2 separate regions of the Homo sapiens genome follow, and region 2 is linked to region 1. A link is a contact called in ENCODE Hi-C data. All regions are on one chromosome and are shown on one strand. Each heading gives the region's core, a stretch centred on a gene start or an enhancer-like site at or near the end of the contact. The rest is flanking DNA. Distances are from core to core; before and after follow the strand shown.

Region 1 (6,370 bases), core at 1,593-4,092:
TTGATTGTGGATGCAGAATCTATGGGGACAGAGGGCCAACTACTGAAAAAAATTCACATGAGTAGACCCATGCAGTTCAAACTTGTGTTGTTCATGTGTCAACTGTATACGTTATCTCTACATAAGGACTACAATGTACTTTACTATTCAGATTCTTTTTTAAAAAACAAACAATTAACTGAAAAATTGTGGTTAATGTTTAAGTGAAATAAATTGAAGTATAATTCAAAAAAAATTTCACTTAATATTTCACTTTACCTCTAGGCAAAGTTATGGATCCCCAGTAACGGATAATCTATTATTTATGTGTAAGTCTGTAAATATTCATGGAAATATACCCTTTTCAGATTTATGCTCTCCATTACCTTTGTGTACTAAGCACATTTTCCCTAAACTGAAATATCTCTAATACATCTCCTGGCCTGAGATTACTCAATAGCAATAGAACTGAGGCATCGAGACACTTAACTGCCATACTAGAAAAATGCAACGTTACCTGGAAAACTAGTCTTCATTATATCAATTCCAACTTGCAGCTCAGGTTCAGCAGCAAGCACTGCATAGTCTCCTTGATGAGAGATGTTAAAGTTGAAATTCGGGTAAGGATTCGATGAGTCCTTTGCAAGAACTGGTTTTCCTTTTGCAGTTCTTTGCAAACGAATATGATTCCAAGGGATATTCAATTTCTCTGCAACTAATTTCCTTATCATCAGACGACCAGCCTGTTAAGTACATAAAACATTTGGTATGTACTGATGTCTACTAAAGATACAAGCACACTGTATGCAATAGTACTTTTTTTTGGTTTCTAAAATTTTCATTTTTAAAACTTTTCAAAATACTTAAGTATTAAACACACGTTAATTAAGACTTAAGCAATGCTTAAGTAGATAAAAAGTTAAAGCCCGCCTTAGCAATTCCCTCTCCTTTGCTAGTGACCAAAGTTAACAGCTGGCATCCTGTCAGTCTTTTCTGTATTTAAATATATGTGCATTTACATGTTTTTGCTAACTCTACATATAAACACAAACATGAGATTATACTTATGCAGTATTCTACCACATATAAGCTTTAAATTTATAAGTATTGGGAAGTATTTTATGTCTGTACACACACGTCTGGTCCATGCAGTTTTAACTGTAGCATATTTCATAATATTATTTCCCCTTTATTGGACATTTTAGGCTGGCTCTAGACTTGCTGTCAAAAACAACTCTGCAGTGAGCAACCCTACTGTACCTACATCTGTGCATATGTATTTCTAGATCCCATATATTGATCACCCAGCTTCAACAATTAGCAAGGCATGACCTATCTTGTTCTGCTCTCTCCCACCTCCAATTATTATTTTTTAAATAATTACTAAAAACACACACACAAAAAAACAAGAATATAAGATGACAAAGTATATATTTTTAAAAATATCTTTCAGGTTTTTTTCTTCTTCAATTCTAACACTGACTTTTAAAAACTGCAGGCTTTTAAATGTAGCTTATTTTACAATTCCTTACAAATGAGTAAAAAATTTTCACCAATGTGCCTTAAAAATTATCAACTAGTCTACATTTCAAACAGAAAGTGTTTCAATATGGGACATTTTTAAGAAAGGACTGTCTTTTAAATGATGGTAATTCACGGTTGTTTCAAATTGCACCATATTGTACAGATTACTTGTTTTGAAATCCAGTTTTCCATTTGTTGCTTCAAAATACATAGCTAAAATAAATAAATCTACGTAAAATACTGTTTCCCATGGCATCTAGTGAGGAAGGTATCCTCTCTGGCTTCAATTTCATTGGCTTCAATCCCGGGGAGCGCAGGGCTACAAACTAAATCATACTGTCAATAATTTCTAGGGCCTACCACGTGCAGGGAGTCCTTGGAGAATGATGGGATATTTAACAGGCAGAATAAGCATAGGCTATGAACGCACACAAACAAAAAAAAATAACATTTAAAGATAAAGACATAAAAACATTCATTACAGAAAAACCCAATTTTGTCGGCCTTCCCTACACTTATTTCATGGTTTAGGAGGGTCTCCATTTGAAATAACAAGGGGAAAGAGATAATGTTTACAGCCATCGCGGCCTCCAAGGCGGTTACAAAGGCCGTGGAAACCAGGCCGTGCGTCGCCCACAACTCCGCAGCGCCGGCTGCTGTCGCCCGGGCCGGCCACAGGCTCCACAGCGAGAGGGTCGCGGCCAGCGCGGGAGTGTCGGGTCTCCACAGCCCGGCCCGCCTCCCCCAAGATCTGCTTCCTAGGCTCTAAATACCAAAAAAGACCTGTAGTACCATGGCTGCCTTAGCGTCCCGGGCAAAGACGAACTGGCCAATGCGCTCCTTCTCCTCGGGCTGAATCGATCGCACTGCCAGCAGCCATTCGGCTCGGCTCGGCAGCCAAGTGCCGCAGGAAAAGGCCCAGCGCACGCCCTCCATGGATGGCACCAAGCAGAACCGTTTGGCAGGGAAAACCATACACTGAAAGCGGACCTCGCCGCTATCTCGGGCCTGATGGCGCGGACGCAAACGTGGCCCCACCCCCTTCTTCCCGGCGTCCGTGCGCAGGGGACGGGCCGTCGCTACGCAGACTGGCCCACCGACAGCCCTCCCAGCCCGCCCCCGACTCAGCCACCTCCTCTCGGAGAAAGCAGCTGGGGGCGGAGACGGAGATCAGCCCTGCGCTTTGCGGCATTGTATGACGTCAAGTAGGCGAGGCTTCGGAGGCGAGCGAAGGGCGGGACCAAGGCCAAGAGCCCGACAGTTACGCCACTCACACTTGCGGAAGAGTTAACGGGACAGCGGTGCAGGCCAATCGCAACCAGTCCTCTGGAGGCAGGGAGACTGGGGTGGAGACTTCGGAGACTGCAGTTGCAGGTGGGTGAGCTCCGGGGTCTGAGGGAGGAGTGGGATGGTAGCCCTTATTCTCAGGGTCTGAGTTGGCCCCTGTGACCCACAGAGAAGAGAATGTCCTTGGCTTCAGCTGCTTCGTGTACGGGGCACGAGAGGTTTCCATCTCTAGGAGGGGGTCTGCAGTGGTGCCCCCTGCAGTTGTGCAACGCATCAGCCCTGAGTTCCTTCTTTCCCTGCCCCCATCCGCATCAGCCTAAGACCCACCCTCACACAGTACGCTCCCGACCCTTAGCAGCAGCCTACCTGAAACCCTCCCTCCGAAGGCCGAGCAGAGGCACTATCCCCAGTGCGCAACACTGACCCCGCCTGGATCCGAGGCTGCCAGCGAGCAGCTGAGCTAATGCTGGCTGTTTATTTGGGGCGATGAAGCGACCCAGGTGCTGTTTTGCTATTGCCAAGCCTGGGCTAGAGCACTAGCGAGAAAACAGGATTCCATTGTTGAGGTATCAGTGTTTCCATCATGACAGAGGTCCTTGCTCTAACAGCAACAGAAACAAGTAAATAACTTTGCTCAGTTATTTTCTCAGACTTTGCGAAGGGTCATATTGATGTATGTCTGTTTCCTTAGTTGTTCCGTGTAGGCTGTTGTTGACTCTCGTATGAAAGCCCACGCGATCCAAGTGCCCTGCAGGTTTTGGTCCAGGGAAAAGTTGGTCTCTGCAGATGACTGTAAATGACTACCTGGAGGTCGATTAAAGTGCGGTACTGCGGGATTCAGCCGATTTCCTTCTTCCTCTGACTGCCCGGAAATATCAGCCAAAGGCCAGCGGTAGTAATTAACACAATTACCTGCCTATGATTTCTGTCCTATTTAAGATGGGTTCTATTATGTTTTTATCTATACTTGTCTTCATTAACTTTTCGTGATATCATAAGCCCCCCGAATCCCTCGAAAGTAGATGGGATTCTGAGCACACACACACACAAATTCAGATCCCCAAAGGACAGTAAAACGAATTATTGGCTTAATATATCATCTTAGCTAACCAAAAGCCTGTGTCAGCTGCCATGTTGAAAATCTGCTTACCAGCTGCAGGGAGCTTACAATCTGGTAAGGCAAATAAATCATACGCATAAAAAGTACAATAAGAGACAGTGTAAAGATACGTAAGTGATACTAATACCCATATCAGCAATGATCATAACTCACTTCTCCATTTTTAACTAAGAATCATATAACCTTTCCTTCTTGTCGTTTTAAACTGATTTTTATAACTTTGATACATTACGTTTCTGTTTCCAAAACACTTCTGTGTACGTTATTGCACATGTTCTGTGCACTAGTTATTACTGATGGAGACAATGAGCTCAGAAAGAGAATTTGTTTAAATTCAGGAATTCATATCCCATTATTTTACCATCGAGCAAGATCTCTGTGTATTAGATCTATGGAGCCTAATACACAGACAGTAACGTAGGGATTATTTGTACTTGGTCTAGAATCTAGAATATTCTCCCCTTCTCCCATTATCACATTCCTTGTTTCCTCTGTATCATTCAGGCCCAAATCTCATACCAAACAGAATGTCTCTGTTCACCTAGTCTAAAATAGCTTACTCTCTCCACTTCCAAACCTCAGCCCCAAACCTATCACCCTGTGAACATATTTTATAGGTTTGTTTAATCCCCTTCCCTGTGTGGTTTTACAAATTCTCCAGAGCTTAGCTTAAACCTTCTCTTAGGGCCTACTTCAGAGTACCTTTTTCCAAAACAGTATTGTTTATGTAATTCATTTGGCAGTTATTCTAGTATTGCCTTATGACGTCTCTCCTATTGTCCTGAATTATTTTCATGTGTGTTATCTTGCAAAATAGAATGTACAGTACTTGAGAGGGAATGTCATGTATACCTTTTACAAATAGTATACATGAGTAAATGTTATTAATGACTCCACAATAGATTTATTACTGTCAAGGGTAACACTGCTTTTTATATTCTATCTGCCTTTACTTCCCTCACTTTTATTAAGGAAATATAAATATGCAGTTCATAACTTGCTTAACTATATTAAATGAACCCAACAATTTTATTAAAATATTTTTTACTGCATTGGTCAGGGGAAGAAGAGGACTAAAGTAATAGGGGCTCACTCAGTCTGTAATGATCATCTTGCTTGGTGCTGATCTGTGGCTTCTTAGCAGGATTCTGAGGGACTCGTATTCTATTTCCAGCTCTACCACCAATTGTCTGTGTGACATTGGTCACACAGGATCCTATGTGTGACATAACCTCTTCCATGTATTAATTTCAATGGAAAGGCATCGGATGAGATCATCTCTAAGTCTAGGTGTTTTTTAGATATACTCACTAACTTTTTATTGGGTCACAAACTTTATTCTACCTCAAACCCTTCTTTTTTCCCCCAAGACTTATTTGAATAGCTCCATAATTCTACCAGTTTCTCAAGGAAGAAACCATGATGCTGCTCTTCTTTGACTCCCTATATCCAATCCATCTCCAAGTGTTTTTGGCTCTATTTCTAAAATACAGAAAAATCCATTTATTTCTCTTTATTCCCACTGTTAACAATCTAGTATAACCCACCATCATTTTTCATCTGAAATACTAATCAGTTTTCTAGCCTGCCTGAGAAAGGGGAGCACTCTCTTCCAATGTCTTCTATGCCATAAGCACAACTTGCTTTCAGAGCTAAATCTAGAAATCTATGCCCTTAATTCTTATGTTACATTGCCCTCTAATTAGACTGAGAAGGAGAGGCCAGCAAGGTAGGAAACCTGAAGAATGTTGTGGCACAGAAACTAAAAGACGAGTGTTTCAAGGACTAGTTAACAGTGTGAATTATCCTAAGAGGTGAAATAAGATGAGGAGAGAGAAGTGAGAATTTACCTTCAAGATGGTAGTGTGGTGACATTGACAAGGGCAGTTTTAATGGAGTAAAAGAAAGGAATTTTATTGTAGTGGGTTGAGACGATAACTGGAGGTGATGCTACCACAGAGTGTCCTTTAAAGAAGTTTTTCTGGATTTAGGAAGTAGAAAAATGGAATGGTAGCTAGAGGGAATAAAAGGTCAAAGGACAGATTTTTGTTTGATGTTTGTTTAAAGATGGAAGATACTAGAATTTGCATGCTAATGGAAAATGTCTAGTAGGGTGGGAGAAGCTCTTAATGTATGAGAAGGAAGGGGTATGTGTGTGGGGGGGGGTGTTCGGCATTCTAAAGTAGACTCCAGGGTAGAGGACCTTGTCTATGTTGTTTTTCGCTGTATTTCTAGTATCTAGAATAGTACCTGCCACAATATTTGTTACTCCATAAACTGTCTAATATTTGTTGAATAAATGAATGACTTGGACCCTACTTCTCTTACCTCCTTTCAATTCATTCTTGACATATTAGCTAGAAAAATATTTTTTAAAAAAATGATGTCATGTCACTGTCCAATTTAAAGTAATCAGTCGTTCCTATTTCACTTAGAATAAAATCCCAGCTCCTGTGACCC
Region 2 (6,370 bases), core at 2,575-5,074, 4.2 Mb after region 1:
CCTTTTCTAACCTCCACTAGATGACTTGATGACACCTTCATGAGTACATGATAAGTGTCTTCTCTACATTTCTGTAACTCTCACGCCTGGCATGGTTCTTAGAATATAGTAATGATTTAATAAAAACCTCCTGAATTATTCCCTTGGAGAAAATTCTCTGGGGTAGATATGAGGACAAAAGGCATATGCATTTTTATATCTTTTAGTGCATTATAGAAAACTTGGCTCCTAAGGGGGTTATACAAAAGTATATGCCATTAGAAATGTATTATGTACCTAAGTTTCAAAATCTCATGAGCATGGGGCAGTACCTTTTAGAAACACAAGGTACAAAACTATGTTTTATTATGTATGTATTAGCAAAATACAATTTATTTATTTATTTATAGACAGGGTCTCACTCTGTTGCCTAGGCTGGAGTGCAGTGGCATAATCTCGGCTCACTGCAACCTCCACCTCGCAGTCTCAAGCAATCTTCCTGCCTCAGCCTCTTAAGTAGATGGTACTACAAGCATGCACCACAACACACAGCTAATTTTTGTATTTTTTGTAGAGATATGGTTTCACCACGTTGCCCAGGCTGGTTTCGAACTCCTGGACTCAAGCAATCTGCCTACCTCGGCCTCCCAAAGTGCTAGGATTACAGATGTGAGCCACTGGGCCCAGCTGAATGGGTTCACTTCACTTTCTATAGTAAAAGTAAGATCCCATCAGTGAGCCTGGGGGGAAAAAAAGACAGGTGGGTGGGAGTGTGTGTGTTTGTGCTGTTTGTTGGAACAGACCTGTCAGGGCATCCAAGTCTTATCAAGTGGTAAGACAGTCTATCGAGTGTGATGGAAGGTGACAGAGACCTGGCAGAGGCATTCATAGGAAAAAGAAAGAACCCTGTTCCTGTTTAGGTGAAGCTGGAAACCATCAATCTTTAGTGGTACAATCTGTATTGTTTTGTGATTTTTCTTTGACAGCATTTTTATTATTCGCATGAAGGAGTAAAGGAGCAGGACTATAGTAGTTATTGAGTGGCTGAGGCAGAATGATTGGGGTACAAATAGCCAAAGATGTTGGTGAGAGAAAGTTCAAATAGTTAAGAATAGGGTATAAACTGGAGAGGAAAGGAGAGGCAAGGTGGGTGCTAGGATAAAATGGGAGGGTTGAAGGGTAGAGATATTTATGAGGAAAAAAAGGCAGGTATAAGGGGACATGAGAGACCTTCCTTTTTTTTTTTTTTTTAAATTCCATTTCTATTTGAACTCTCAAAAGAGAAAAAGAGATTGAAATGACAGAACTTTAGCTAATTTTAATTAAATAAACTTCATAAGGTTTTGTTGTTTTATAACCTTTAGAGTCAGAAAATTCTGACTCCAGTGAGAAAATGTCTTCAACAGAAAGCCAGATGGCCTCTGAGTATCATGTTCATATTTGAAATTGAAATGTAAATGTTACCACATACTTGCTTATTTTAAGGCTGTGGTCCTTTCATTTGCTTTCTTTCCTTTTTTTCATTTAGTCATGTAAATTTGAGCACCTACTCTGTGCTAGGTATCCAATGGGAAACATTATAGACACAAAGAACATTCCAATTAAACTTATATAAAAGGTACTTTAGTGTTTTTCCAGCTAGCAAACATAATGTTCTTGATTTAGTGTTATAATCTTTATTATGTTCAAAAATAATTCCTCTGTTCCAATTTAAATATATATTATCTAAACATATATATACACACATATGCAAACTAGCAAAAATATATATAAACCAGCACACACACACACACACACACACACACACACACACACACACACACACATTGTTGGATTTTATCAAAGTCTATTGGTCATCTATTAAAATGTTCATTTATAACTTGCCTAATTTTAACTATATATTTAGCCTTTAAGGATCTTTTTTAGTGTTGTATTTCTTTATAGGAAATGTCATTCTAATTCTGGAATAGAGTCTATTTGGTTGTGTTCATTCAAAGTATTGCTGGATTCTATTTATGAATATTTTCTTTGGCATTTGTATCAAAAATTTATACCACATAAAATTTAAAAAATGAGGCCTACAACCATTTTATTAATGAAAATAACAGAAAATACACTCTCAATGAGCCATTTACAATACTTCCCTATTTTCTGATTTAGAGATAAATCAGGGTCGTGTAATAGCAGTTGTGTCCAAGAAAATATAATGTCAAGAGGCCAGAATTAAATCCATACAGAAAATGATTGTGTTCATTTCAGAGTAACCTTTAAGAGGGCAATTTTGGGGAGCAGCAAGGGCAAAAGCCAAACTGAATGGGGTTAATAATGAATAGATGAGAGGAACTAGAAGCAGCTATTGCAAGCTACCATTTTGAGAACCTGCCCAAAGAAAGAAAAGACTGAAGGGATGGAAGATTGCAGAAAGCATGATCGGAGAAGAGATATTTTACTTTTAGTGAAGCTCTATACACATTTGTCTTCCTCACTAGATTTGTATCCCTAGAACCTAGAACAGAGTCAGCCAAAGAGCAGGCACTCAATACAAATTGTTGACTTGCTGCTAAAATTGTAACAGAGTACAAAGAACATCCTAGAAATTGGAGACAAAGGGGATAAGAAAACAGAGTTAACTTGGAAAGAGAAGACACTCATCTCTGACAAGACTGAAGATGATTACACAACACCATCATTGCCAACCAAGTCCTTTGGGAATACAAAGGTTAAATCCTAATCATCACAACAGTCTCTAAAGGAATAAACCTGATTTACAGATTTTGATAACAAAATACTTCTCCTCTTTCCATTTTCTACAATGCAACCAACAGCAACATCAAAGGTAGGCTTAACCAACTCTTCGAGAAAAGTCAGAGTTAATCCAGATTGTAAAGCGTCCAGGTCCCCTGTTTCTCATTTCCTCTTTTCTGTCGCTCTGACAACAGACTGGGCAGAGATGGAAAACAAAACAACTTACCAAACTGTGTAGCCTTTAGCAGCTCTGGTAAATGCATTTAGGGCTGTGTTAGGATAACTGTTAAAACGGACTCTTTAGGATAGCAAAACATTTTACTTATTTGTGTAATTTCTCTCTCCAAGTAGTACGATAAATCAGGAAGTAGTTAATATGTAAGTAAAGAACATAATGGCATAAAAATATCCCCACAGAATACACAGTTGATGTGTTTTAAAATTCACAAAAATTTTACAAAGTTGAAGAATGGGAGTAGGATAACAGGGTGATGGGGGGAAGCAGCCACAGAATTAGATAAAATGGTATAATTTCAGGTCTAAGGTGAGACACGACAGTTGCTAAAGGAAATATCTGCACTAAGATGACTTGCTAGTTTTGATCACCCTGCGTCAAAGGTAATGGGAATCTAATTGGAAAAAGATGGGCCCCGTTTTCAACATCGCTACCCTGGCAGCCACAGGCTGGGAAGGATACAGGTAAGAGCCAGGTCGGTGATGCCCGCCGCTCTCCCGAGGGCCGAGGGGGGCTCTGTCGAGGTTGTCCGATGATTCAGTGCCCAGTTCCCCGACCGCGCTCCGGGTTCCGGGCCTCCCCGCCAGCATCCTTCACTTCAGCGCCGCCTGTCTGCTCGCCCCCAGAACCTCCCTCATGGCAGCTCCGGCTTCCTCCTCCTCCTGCTCGGCCCCTCCCTACACTCCGTCTCTCAGGCCCCGCGTCACGGGCGCGGAAGGGTTGGCCTCGACAGCCCTAGCTCCCGCGCAGCGGCACTGGTGCCTGTAGCGGCGATGGCAGCTGAGGCAGCGGCGACCTCGCCGGGCAATAGCAGATGGGGCGGCAGCAACCCTGCAGCCGCCATCTTGACAACAACCGACGGCGCGTCCTTGACAACGGAAACCTGGGAGGAGCTACAGGTCGGGGCGGGACGATGTGCCCGAAGCAGCCAATCGCAGGCTCCGGCGGCCCCTCCAGCTTCGAGCGGCGGGTGGCAACCCAAGCATCCCTAGGGACCCGGGTTGTTGCGCGAGGGGTGAGCTGAGTGTTGTTTTAGAGCCTGATGCAGTTCTGCCTCCCTTTTTATGAGAGTGTTTTTGTGGCAGTACCGACAGTGACGAAAGACAGATGTAAAATCCTCAGATACAGGCAATTGCCACCGGGAGGAGTCTGCAGTGATTGTCTGGGGGACAATTTGGAGTTGAATTTGTTAAACTACTGAATCCTGTTGTGAGATTTTGAGTTGTGAGTCTTTCTGTGGCATCATCATCCCCAAACACCGTCTCTTTAAAATGTCTTTGTGAAGTGGAAATTTTCCTTCCCTGCATTCTCTCATCCACTCGGTAATGCTTCTGGCATTCCCTCTGCAGTCGTCTTCCTTGCCTTTGCCCTACTTAGAAGGTCTACATTTCAAAGCCTCCTAATGGTTCTCGCATTGCTGCCAGATTCTGGAAATGGACCATCACAGCAAAACTAGCAATCTCTTGGGAAGATATGCCAAAAGAGATCATCGCATTGAAATGGTTTTGGGAAGTATGGAAAATTAAATGGATTTTTGAGACACTAGTTTATTGGCTATGCAAGTGACAGTTTTGAAAAAGGCTGAATCTTATTGTTGGAGCCTAATGTAAATGCATATATAAATTCTGACTGTATTTCAGTCAGTGTTTTCTTGGAAAAATTCCCAGATTGGAAGCAGAAAGTACAGACCAAATAAAGATTATTCACCCACCATTCAAATGTCTCTGCCTTTGTGAATTAATTTGTTCATTTTAAGATTTCAAATAATAAACTTTTCCAGTTGAAACTGTTTAAAACAATCTTTGCAAACTTGGTTGCAATGACTCAAATTGGAATGTACACTGGCGACAGATTTTAAAGTGCCACAACAAATCCAGTTTCGATTTAAGACACAAAACACATGAACTCTCCTTCAGAAGCATACCAACAGGATAAAATATACAATTCTGACATGAAAAGCTAAATGTATACAACTGGACACTTGGCTATCTTGGCAAGTTTTTAATTGGCCTAGCCACAGGCAATGGCCTTGATTCTATTCCCACTGCTGTCATCACACGTTTGTCTCCCCATGGGTGATCTGAGTAAAGTAGGGCAGTGCAAAGTACAGATGAATATGAGAATATTAGAGTTGCTATTTGGAATATTTAGGCATGGTTAGCTTTCCAGAAGTCCAGCTTTTGCTATATTATTAGTTTGCGATCTCGTAAGTCCTAGGCATCTCACTGCTTTGTGGCTTGGTATATTAGCACTAAGAAGCATAATTTGGTTTCTCAATTGCCTATAAATCCTTTCTTACGTTAACTTAAAAAAACACGTAATTTATGAATCTAGAAAGGAGAGGAAAGGGTTACAGCCTGAAAGGAGGGCCATCCCACAAGCTGGGAGTGTGCCTCCAACTGAAGCCTAAAGAGGCAGGTACTTTGAAGGAGGGATGTTGAGGTAGGAGATTTATGCTGAAAAGTTGGCTAAACATACATAATTTATAGGATATAGGAGGAGCTATGAATATTTATGAAGGTAGTTCTGATGCATGTATATTGAACAAACAGTAACATATGACCCATGTTCATTTTGGGCTGGAGACTTAACATTTAATTGCATTACAATTAGGCCCTATTATGTCTAAATTTTTTTTAGGACACAAAGGCACTCAAGTGAGCAGTCCTCTTAAACTGGCCAGAACCACCTCATGGTTGGTGATGTTCTCATCAGGAGAAAGTTATTGAAATCAGTCTGTTGTCCAATCAAAGCTGTAGTTATGGCTTATGGAACAGAGGGTCAGTTAGTCAGTGTCTGGTGGTGAGCTACGATTGTTTTACTATTGCTTATCTCAAGGCCAGTGTTTGTTTAGCTGCTAGAGAAAAACAGAAAACTTGTGGAAGTTAAACATAGTTTATTCTTTAAGTGTAGGAGTGCATGACTTAACCCTTGCCTGGCATGGCCTTAGGTCCTATTTGTAATTTGATATCTTACTGCCACCAAGTGTCTGTTCCGTCAGTCTAATGATCTCTACTTTAACGTTAATCCTGGTCAATTGTGTCCAAACTACAACAGGAAGAGGATATAATGAGGCATAGCTGACCTTCCATCCCATTATGGCTGGGAACTCAGTTTTAAGGTTTTCCCAGGGTCCCCTTGGCCAAGAGGGGGTCTATTCAGTCAGTGGGGGCTTAGGATTTTATTTCAGTTTAGACTTATATAATTATTCTTCATTCAAATATTGTTTTACGGTAACAACCAAGAAGAAAAGAAATTTCAAACAATGTTGCCAGTTTTTTTAATCATAGGTTTTTTCGACCTTTAAATTCTTTCTTTATTTCTTCAAAATATTAAGTGGGTTTTCCACATTCTATTTAAGTTGTAGAATCCTAGATTCTTATAGAAAGGCAGGGCCCAAGGGGCTCTGAA

What was found. A loop is a pair of places that touch in the nucleus more often than their neighbours do. Pooled maps may share reads with other maps.
Region 2: a loop to region 1 is called in a map of B cell, with 32 times the contacts of the local background. The contact joins the promoter of CEP126 here to the promoter of KBTBD3 in region 1. A Hi-C loop is called at or near these places in 4 of 168 maps with a recorded cell type or tissue (B cell, CD4-positive, alpha-beta T cell, CD8-positive, alpha-beta T cell and 1 more), 2 of 37 single-sample maps with no recorded cell type and 12 of 50 pooled maps.

The regions. Positions count from the first base shown.
Region 1 is chr11:106,073,819-106,080,188 of GRCh38, reverse strand. It overlaps KBTBD3 (kelch repeat and BTB domain containing 3), which reads left to right and starts at 2,842. Exons shown (of 4, transcript NM_198439.3): 1 at 2,842-2,877; 2 at 3,482-3,682. AASDHPPT (aminoadipate-semialdehyde dehydrogenase-phosphopantetheinyl transferase) reads right to left here and starts at 2,527. Exons shown (of 6, transcript NM_015423.3): 1 at 2,296-2,527; 2 at 497-722. The coding sequence starts at 2,478. RefSeq lists enhancers at 2,260-2,499, 2,810-2,919, 2,930-3,049.
Region 2 is chr11:101,912,464-101,918,833 of GRCh38, reverse strand. CEP126 (centrosomal protein 126) reads right to left here and starts at 3,824. Exons shown (of 11, transcript NM_020802.4): 1 at 3,422-3,824. The coding sequence starts at 3,549. It overlaps ANGPTL5 (angiopoietin like 5), which reads left to right and starts at 2,312. Exons shown (of 9, transcript NM_178127.5): 1 at 2,312-2,815. RefSeq lists an enhancer at 3,806-3,905.